Regions from separate parts of the Homo sapiens genome. Here region 2 is linked to region 1. A link is a contact called in ENCODE Hi-C or POLR2A ChIA-PET data. All regions are on one chromosome and are shown on one strand. Each heading gives the region's core, a stretch centred on a gene start or an enhancer-like site at or near the end of the contact. The rest is flanking DNA. Distances are from core to core; before and after follow the strand shown. Region 1 overlaps COL16A1 (collagen type XVI alpha 1 chain). Region 2 has its middle 30 kb from the start of KHDRBS1.

What was found. A loop is a pair of places that touch in the nucleus more often than their neighbours do. ChIA-PET counts read pairs that join two places held with the same protein, here RNA polymerase II (POLR2A).
Region 2: a map of GM12878 shows a loop between it and region 1 (6-fold over the local background). The contact joins two enhancer-like sites. A Hi-C loop is called at or near these places in 2 of 168 maps with a recorded cell type or tissue (GM12878 and heart right ventricle). POLR2A ChIA-PET finds 5 or more read pairs at or near these places in 1 of 52 experiments (HepG2).

Annotation. Positions count from the first base shown.
Region 1 is chr1:31,663,754-31,667,763 of GRCh38, forward strand. It overlaps COL16A1 (collagen type XVI alpha 1 chain), which reads right to left. Exons shown (of 71, transcript NM_001856.4): 52 at 3,822-3,875; 53 at 2,284-2,328; 54 at 2,129-2,182; 55 at 1,830-1,865; 56 at 1,419-1,481. Among named protein-coding and RNA genes, the nearest start is that of PEF1, 21 kb to the left of the region's middle. RefSeq lists enhancers at 2,048-2,587, 2,588-3,126, 3,667-4,010. Within about 2 kb of position 1,963, at least 8 of the 41 ENCODE cell types and tissues checked have a DNase peak (open chromatin) inside an H3K27ac peak, as active enhancers do.
Region 2 is chr1:31,982,344-31,986,190 of GRCh38, forward strand. No RefSeq gene overlaps it. Among named protein-coding and RNA genes, the nearest start is that of KHDRBS1, 30 kb to the right of the region's middle. RefSeq lists an enhancer at 3,010-3,079. Within about 2 kb of position 2,533, at least 9 of the 41 ENCODE cell types and tissues checked have a DNase peak (open chromatin) inside an H3K27ac peak, as active enhancers do.

The DNA.
Region 1 (4,010 bases), core at 713-3,212:
AAACCCCTGCTACAGGCACTGGGGAGCCATTGAATGTTCAAAGCAGAAGAGTGATGAGAACTGATGCATGGATTGGAATGTTTACCAGAAAAGGCGGGGGGAGGCAAGCAGCATAGCGGGGAAGGTGGCTGCATTCTCCCAGTGTGGAGAGGGTGGCTGCCCTGGATCAGTGGCTGTAGGGTGGTCAAGGGAAGGAATCCCGCTAGAGAGACCCAGCAAAGGGGAAAATGAACTCGGGGGCTCTGTAATGCCACCAGCCACCAGGAGGGGTCAGCAGAGCCCCAACCAATGTTGGCCCCCACTGGCAGTTGGGATGAAGAACCACTGGCCAGAGGTTTGGGATTCTCTGCAATGACCAGCCTAAGGAGAGCAGGGGCTGCCACTCAGGTCCTGGGGAGGGGAAGGAAGGGGAAGGGGAAGGGGAAGGGGAAGGGGAAGGGGAAGGGGGCTAGCAACCACCACTGTCCCAAGCATGGCTGATCAGCATGGGCTCTGGGGAGGTAGTGAGGTGCCCGGGTCCTCCTGGAGCTGGGAAGGAAGTCTCAGCTCTGCTGCTAACACCACTGTGTGCCTCTGGGCTGCCCCAAGCCTTGTGGGTGTCAGTTTCCTCACCTGCACAGTGAGACGTTCATGCGTGTGCTCTCAGGGGAAAGAGGCTCTCCACAAGGCTCAGGGGAAAGAGGCTCCCACCTGTCCCTCTGAACCCAGGTCCCCCGACCCCAAGCTCAGAAGTCAATCTTCGGGCTTCTTACACCACCCACTCAGCACATCTAGGGAGCCCAGAGGTTGGGCCGAGACAGGGATGTCAGCCCCAAGCCAAGGCAGAGCCATGTCTCCAGCATTTATCAAGCCAAAGTCAAGAGCAGCCAGCATAGGAGCTCCGCCAACTGCTGCTCCCCCAACCCTTGTCACCAGGCAGGACACGGGCCACCCCTGCCCTCTCTGGGCCCTTGGGGACAACTGGAGCACGGCTACCCAGGAGGAGCCCATTCCCCTTCCACGTTGGTGTCCTCCTTCAGGACGTGCTTCCCCCTTCTCTCAGCTCCTCGCTCATCCTCCCGCCCAGGAGACGAAGGTGGCCTGGGCTGCCTATCACATTCTACTCCTCCATCAGACCCCCTGCCTCCTCCCCACCTACCTCCCTGCCTTTCCCCCCATCACAGCAGACAAGGGCCTGGGCTGCACAGAGGCCGCAGGCATCCTGGGCCAAGCAGACATCCCGAGGAGCCCACTGGTCCACTGCAAGCCCTGTCGGCCTCCAGTAGTCACTGGGCCCATCCTGGAGGCCTCTTTTCCCAGCCTCAGTGCAACTGGGTCAGTCTTGGAATTTCCTGAAAGCCTGATGCTAGGGGTGGGACAGGGGCATGGGAGCTGCATGGCTCAGATCTGTGACTTTGCCAACCCAGGGTCCTGCTCACCTTCTCTGCTTGAGGGCCAGGTGGGCCAGGTGATCCAACTTTGCCTGGGAATCCAGGGGGACCCTGTATCAACAAAGGGGCAGGCAGGAATGAAAGTGGGGCTGGAGGGGGAGCTCCCCTTCTTTATTCTTCCTGTGCATGATGCACTGTTGTTAATGCAATTCATTTTGACTTCCTAGAAGCACCACTTGGGAGCATTACGTCTGCCTGGCCTGCTGGGCTGGGGCCCACACAAGAGGCTGGGCTCTCCAGGTCCTGGTTCCTGGAATCAGGCCTGGCCACCCAGGCCGTTCTCCCCTGCCTCTCCCCTCTTCTCCCCAGGACCATCCTACCCCAGCCTGGCCTGGTCAGGCCTGCCCCTCCCGATGAGACCACATCAGACAGAGCTGGCTTTGTGTCTTCTTCACTCACCGGTGGGCCCGGAAAGCCTGGCTGGCCTTGAAATCCCTAGGGTGAGAAGCAAGGGGCAGTGTGCTGTGCCACCCCCTCTCTCCTGCCTGGCTGCCCAGGTGGAAAGAGTGACGGGGGGGGCACCCTCAAACCCATGGGCTTTGCCCTCCCCTCTGCCCACCATGGCTGGCAGGTGAGGCTCTGGGCATGAGGTAGGTCACAACCCAAGGACAGGTAGGGTGGGGAGACTAGAGCTGGTGATCACCAGGGACCCAGCTCCTTCCCTGCCTCCCTGCAGCCAGGTCCCAGTCGTCACTCACCTGGTCGCCCTTCTCACCGGAGTTACCTTGGGGTCCTCGCTCTCCTCTGGGACCCTGTCACCCACAGAGAACAATGCAGCCGAAACCTAATCTTCCTGCCCTCAGACCCCAGGACAAGACCAGGACCACATCTCCCCATGCCCTCCTTCACTCACCGCTGGGCCTGGGGGGCCTGGGAGGCCTTCAGATCCTGGGGGGCCCTAAGGATACAAAGGAACAGAATCAGTCACTCCTCCTGGGGAGGTGAAGGATGAGGTAGGGGGATGTGACAGGGGACTGCCCAGAACAGAGGTGGCATGTGCTGGGAGGCCCCTGGGCTGGCAGGCCCCCTCTGCCTGATCTGCTCAGGCTTCCCTGCTCTTGCCCGAGCTACTGAACCAGCCTCCTAACTCGTCCTGCCACCTCCTGGCTCACTGCAAGCCAGCCAGCAAATGGCTGCCCTCTTCTCCTCCAGCATAGCTCTGATTATGTCACTCTCTTGCTCAAACACCTTATGCGGCTCCCTCTGCCTCTGAGTGGGGCGCACACTTTCCACCAACGCTGGTCTTTGAGGCAGCCTGTGATCTGGCACCAGCCACCCCTTCCCACTTCTCCTCCCTCTCTCCTTCTCATCTTCCGCCTTGCTCAGTCAGACTGCTGTTCTCTGACACACTCTATACCCTCACACCCCCAGGCCTTTGCACCCTTAGCACAGCTTTCTCTTCTACCTAGAATGCCCCCTTCCCCCCTTCCTAGGTCCCCTGAACCCTTGCCAAATCATCTGATGGCTGGAAGCTGTTCCTGCAGTGCCCCACCCAGCCTCTCCCTCTGGAATTCCCCAGTACAGACAGCCACAGGGATCCCTCCCTCCTGCTAGTCAGCTCTCAGCTCATATGCCACCTGCTCAGAGAGGCCTTCCTGCCCCTCCGCTTCGATGGTGCCCAAACACCTCTCCAGCCCCTTCCCCTGTCCCATTTCCTCCATGAGTCCCAGTCCTCATCGTTCCTAGGCACTTGTTTATTCATCTGGCAGCTCCCTCCCCCACGGCAGGGCAAGAGGGCAACTGCGCTCTGTTCATGGAGACATCCTCAGAGGGGAGCCTGGCACCCCACAGGCCCCTGAGAAATATCTATTACTGAGTAAATGCCTGATGGAGTTTGCTGAATCCCACTGGGGCCTCACTGAAACTGGTGAATCTGTAAGGCTGCAGTCCCAGTTTGGCTGATCCTAGATCTGAGGTTTGTGAGGTTTGTCACCAGATAGATGTGTGTTCAAGCCCAGGTTCCACCACTACCTCACTCACTAGCTTCAGGAGCCTGGGTGAGTCTCAGCTTTGTCACTCTGGGGGCCCCAGTGTCCTCATCTGGTCACAGCCCAACTCCTGTGCTCAACGTGGGGCCTGGCAGGCCTTGGCTCTGGAGGGTGGCTCTGGGGAGCTGGGGTCCACTGGGGGTCTATAATCCCAGGTCCTCCTTTGTAGGAGGCGGAGGAGTGCTTCTGCGGCTGCCTCCTGGCACCCTCCCCTTGGCAGCCCTGCGGGGATTCTCCTCACAGCCTCCACCTCCACAGCACCCAGCCTGTGCTGCAGGCTTGGGGGCAGGGGGGCAGCAGGGGTCACGATCCTCCCCTTCACAGGCTGCTGCCAAGTCTCCAGCCCGAGACTGTGTGGCTCCACGTGCAGCCCTGCATCCAGCCCCACGCCGCTGGGACTCACCGGCTCTCCTTTCTCTCCCGCTGACCCGGTGTAGCCACGCTCCCCCTTGATGCCCTGACAAGTGGCAAAGAGACAGTGGAATTAGCCCCACAGAATTAGTCCGTCACGGCACTAATGCGAGGAGCGGAGACTGCAGCTGGCACCCAGACTGGCTCTGGGGGAATGGCACTGGGAGGACCGCTGGGTGCT
Region 2 (3,847 bases), core at 1,283-3,782, 320 kb after region 1:
CTCCCTCCCTCCCTCCCTCCCTTCCTTTTTTTGAGACAGAGTCTCGCTCTGTCACCCAGGCTGGTATGCAGTGGCGTGATCTCGGCTCACTGCAACCTCCGCCTCCCAGGTTCAAGGGATTCTCCTGCCTCAGCCTCCCAAGGAGCTAGGATTATAGGCGCCTGCCACCACCCCTGCCTAATTTTTGTATTTTTAGTAGAGACAGGGTTTCACCATGTTGTCCAGGCTAGTCTCGAACTCTTAACCTCCAGTTATCCACCTGCCTCGGCCTCCCAAAGTGCTGAGATTACAGGTGTGAGCCACCACGCCTGGCCACATTTCTTGAAATGTGTGAGATTGGGGCCTAAACATTCACAGAGTCCGTGAGGATGAAGATGATGGGCCAGTCTGGGTGCCCTGGAGTGGCCTGAGCAGAAAGGAAGGAAAATGGATTAGGGGCTGAAGAGGAGATGAAGCTTTTAGTTTGGATATTGATCCTGAGGGGCACATGGGTCATTCTGTTAGAGATATCAAAGAGCCAGCTGAATATGTGGGTATGGCATTTGGGAGCAGGATCTCTGGACAGAGATCTGGGTGTGATCAGCACAAGGATGACCATTGAATGACCATCAGTTAAGGTCATCAAATGGTTACTGAGTGTAGGAGAGACATCCTTGGGTGAGGGGACCAAGTGGGAACAGACTCTTCAACAAAGACATCCAGATGGCCAAATAGCACAAGAAACAAGCATGTAAAAACATTATTACTGGCCGGGCTTGATGGCTCATGCCTGTAATTCCAGCACTTTGGGAAGCCGAGGCGGGCAGATCACTTGAGGCCAGGAGTTCAAGACCAGCCTGGGCAACATAGCCCGACCTCATCTCTACAAAAAACTTAAAAATTAGCCAGATGTGTTGGCATGCACTTGCAGTCCCAGCTACCCAGGGAGCTGAGGCAGGAGGATTGCTTGAGCCTGGGAGGTTGAGGCTACAATGAGCCATGATCATGCCACTGCACCCCAGCCTCGGCAACAGAAAAAGACCCTGTCTCAAAACAAAAAATATTATTACTTATTACTATGTGGGTAGATACATTAAAACAGTGAGATACCACTACGTACCTATCAGAATGGCTGAAATTTGAAATTAAAACGACTGACAATATTAACAACTGGAATTCTCATACACCACTGAAAGGAGTGTAAACTGGTACAACCACTTTGGAAAACTGGCGGTATTTACTAAAACTAAACATACGTATCCCCTCTGACCTAGCAGTTCCACTCAAATATATATAGCCAAGAAAAATAAATGGTTGAGTCTACCAAAAAGACATATGTAAAAGAATGTTTGTAACAGCATTATTCAGAATAACCAAAAGCTAGAAACAACCCAAATGCCTCCATTGTTATATGTTCATTTGATAGAATACTATACCACATACATAAAAAAACAAGTACTAAGTACTAACATGGATGAATTTTATAGCTATAATATTGAGTGAAAGAAGCCAGAACAAAAATAATGTACACCATGCAATTCCATTTAGAAAAATCTCAAAAACAGGTATAGTTAGTTGATGGTAATGGAGGTCAGAAATAATCGTTTCTATTGTGACAGGGGGTATGTCTGAAAGGCGGCCAAGAGAACCTTCTAGGGTCCTGGAAATAATCCGGATTTTGATCTGGTTGATGGTTATACAGGTATATACATGTATAAAACTTCAAGTTGGGTGTGGTGGTATGTGCCTATAGTCCCAGCTACTCAGGAGCCTGAGGAAAGAGGATTGCTTGACCCAAGGAGTTTGAGGCTGCAGTAAGCTATGATTGCACCTGTGAATAGCCACTATACTCCAGCCTGGGCAACATAGCAAGACCCTGTCACTAAAAACAAAAACAAAAACAAAATATTTTTAATTTAAAAAATCAGACAGTAGGCCGGGCATGGTGAGTCAGGCCTATAATCCCAGCACTTTAAGAGGCCAAGGCAAGCAGATCGCCTGAGGTCAGGAGTTTGAGATCAGCCTGGCCAACATGGTGAAAACCCTTCTCTACTAAAAATACAAAAAATAGCTGGGCTTGGTGGCAGGTGCCTGTAATCACAGCTACTTGGGAGGTTGAGGCAGGAGAATTGCTTGAACCTGGGAGGTGGAGGTTGCAGTGAGCTGAGATCACGCCATTGCACTCCAGCCTGGGCGACAAGAACGAGACTTCGTCTCAAAAAAAAAAAAAAAAAAAACAGAAAGTATTCATCTAGTTGCTCATTTAAGGTTTGTGCACATTACCGTATCTATTTTATACCTAAAGGTGGGGGTGAAGGAAAGTTTATCCCCTCTTCCCAAAGCCAAAATTAGTACTGATCCAGGGACTGTGGATGCTTTACAATTTGTGATATGATGTGACAGTTTCATGAGGCCCATCTTGATGAAGTTCCCCAGGACAAGAGCCTCTCTTTTGATTGTTTTCTCTACTGTTCCAAAGCATCTATACTGGGGCTCAGATCACAGCAGGCCCACAATGTCTGTGACTCAGTATCTGCTTGGAACAGCACACCCAGCCCTTCAGTGTTCAACTCGACACTCACTTCCTGAGTGTCTGCTCTATGCCAGGCCTTGTGCTGAGAGCTAGAGGTACAAACACAAGTAAGACAACCATCCCTACACTTGAAAAGTGGCCAAGCAAGAGGTGGGTACCCCAGGATGAAGGACAGGAACTTGCAGCAGCCAACCCATCCATCAACACATGTAAAATAATATTAGTAACAAATAACCACCATTTATGAACTGCCAGGTGCTTTATGGTGTAACAGATTTTTTTTTTCTTAATTGCTATTTTAAACCACAACTGCCTGCAGCTACTTTTGTCTATTAGGGGAGTGGCACAATTTTTCTCTGGGTAGAGGGTTCTTTGTTTGGGAAAATACTTCATAAGTTGCTTTGGCATGAAGAATGAAGCTCTCCAGAGCTAGGGCAAGACAAAGACAGCTGAACTGCTTTGCAAATTAGAGAAAAATGTGGCAGCAGAGGGAGCGGGGGGTCTAAACGCAGAAGGAAGGGAGACATTAGGAGATATAGTTAGAGAGATCTATGTTGCTTTTGTTTTCCCAGGCTCAGTGCTTTAGAGAACCATCCCTTTGCCTTACTAATCTTACTTATTCTTCAGGTTTTACCCTTCAAAAATCACTTCCTTATACCACACAGCCACCAAAAAGAATGAGGTGAAGCTCTCTGTACTAACATGGAAAAAATGCCCTGGGTATATTGTGAAGTGGAGGCAGGGGAAGTCACCAGCTGGATAGGAGCGTAGTAACAACCCCGTTTTTAAAGAGGACGGCCCTGTATATGTACTTACACTTGAATACATTTGGAAAGTCCCCCGGAAAAGTACATAACACTCTGTTAACAGCTGTTACCACCAGGGAAGATGGTGGGGAGTAATTTGGAGCTTCTGATTTCAATTTTTATCCTTTATTTTTAAATATTTTACCATGAGATTTTATCTCTATTTGTTTATTTTTTTATCTGTTTTTGAGACAGGATCTTGCTCTGTTACCCAGGCTGGAGTGCAGTGGCACCAACACAACTCACTGCAGCCTCAACCTCCTGGGCTGTAAGTGATCCTCCTGCCTCAGCCTCCCAAGTAGCTGGAAACACAGGTGTACCACACCAAGCCCAGCTCATTTTTTAAAAACTTTTTTTTGTAGAGACTAGCCACTACACTGCAAAGTGCTGGGATTACAGGCATGAGCCACCTTACCCAGCCCGAGACTCTTAAAAACGGGGTAGGCTTGGTGCAGTGGCTCACGCCTGAAATTCCAGCACTTTGGGAGGCAAGGCAGGAGGATTGCTTGAGGCCAAGACCAGCCTGGGC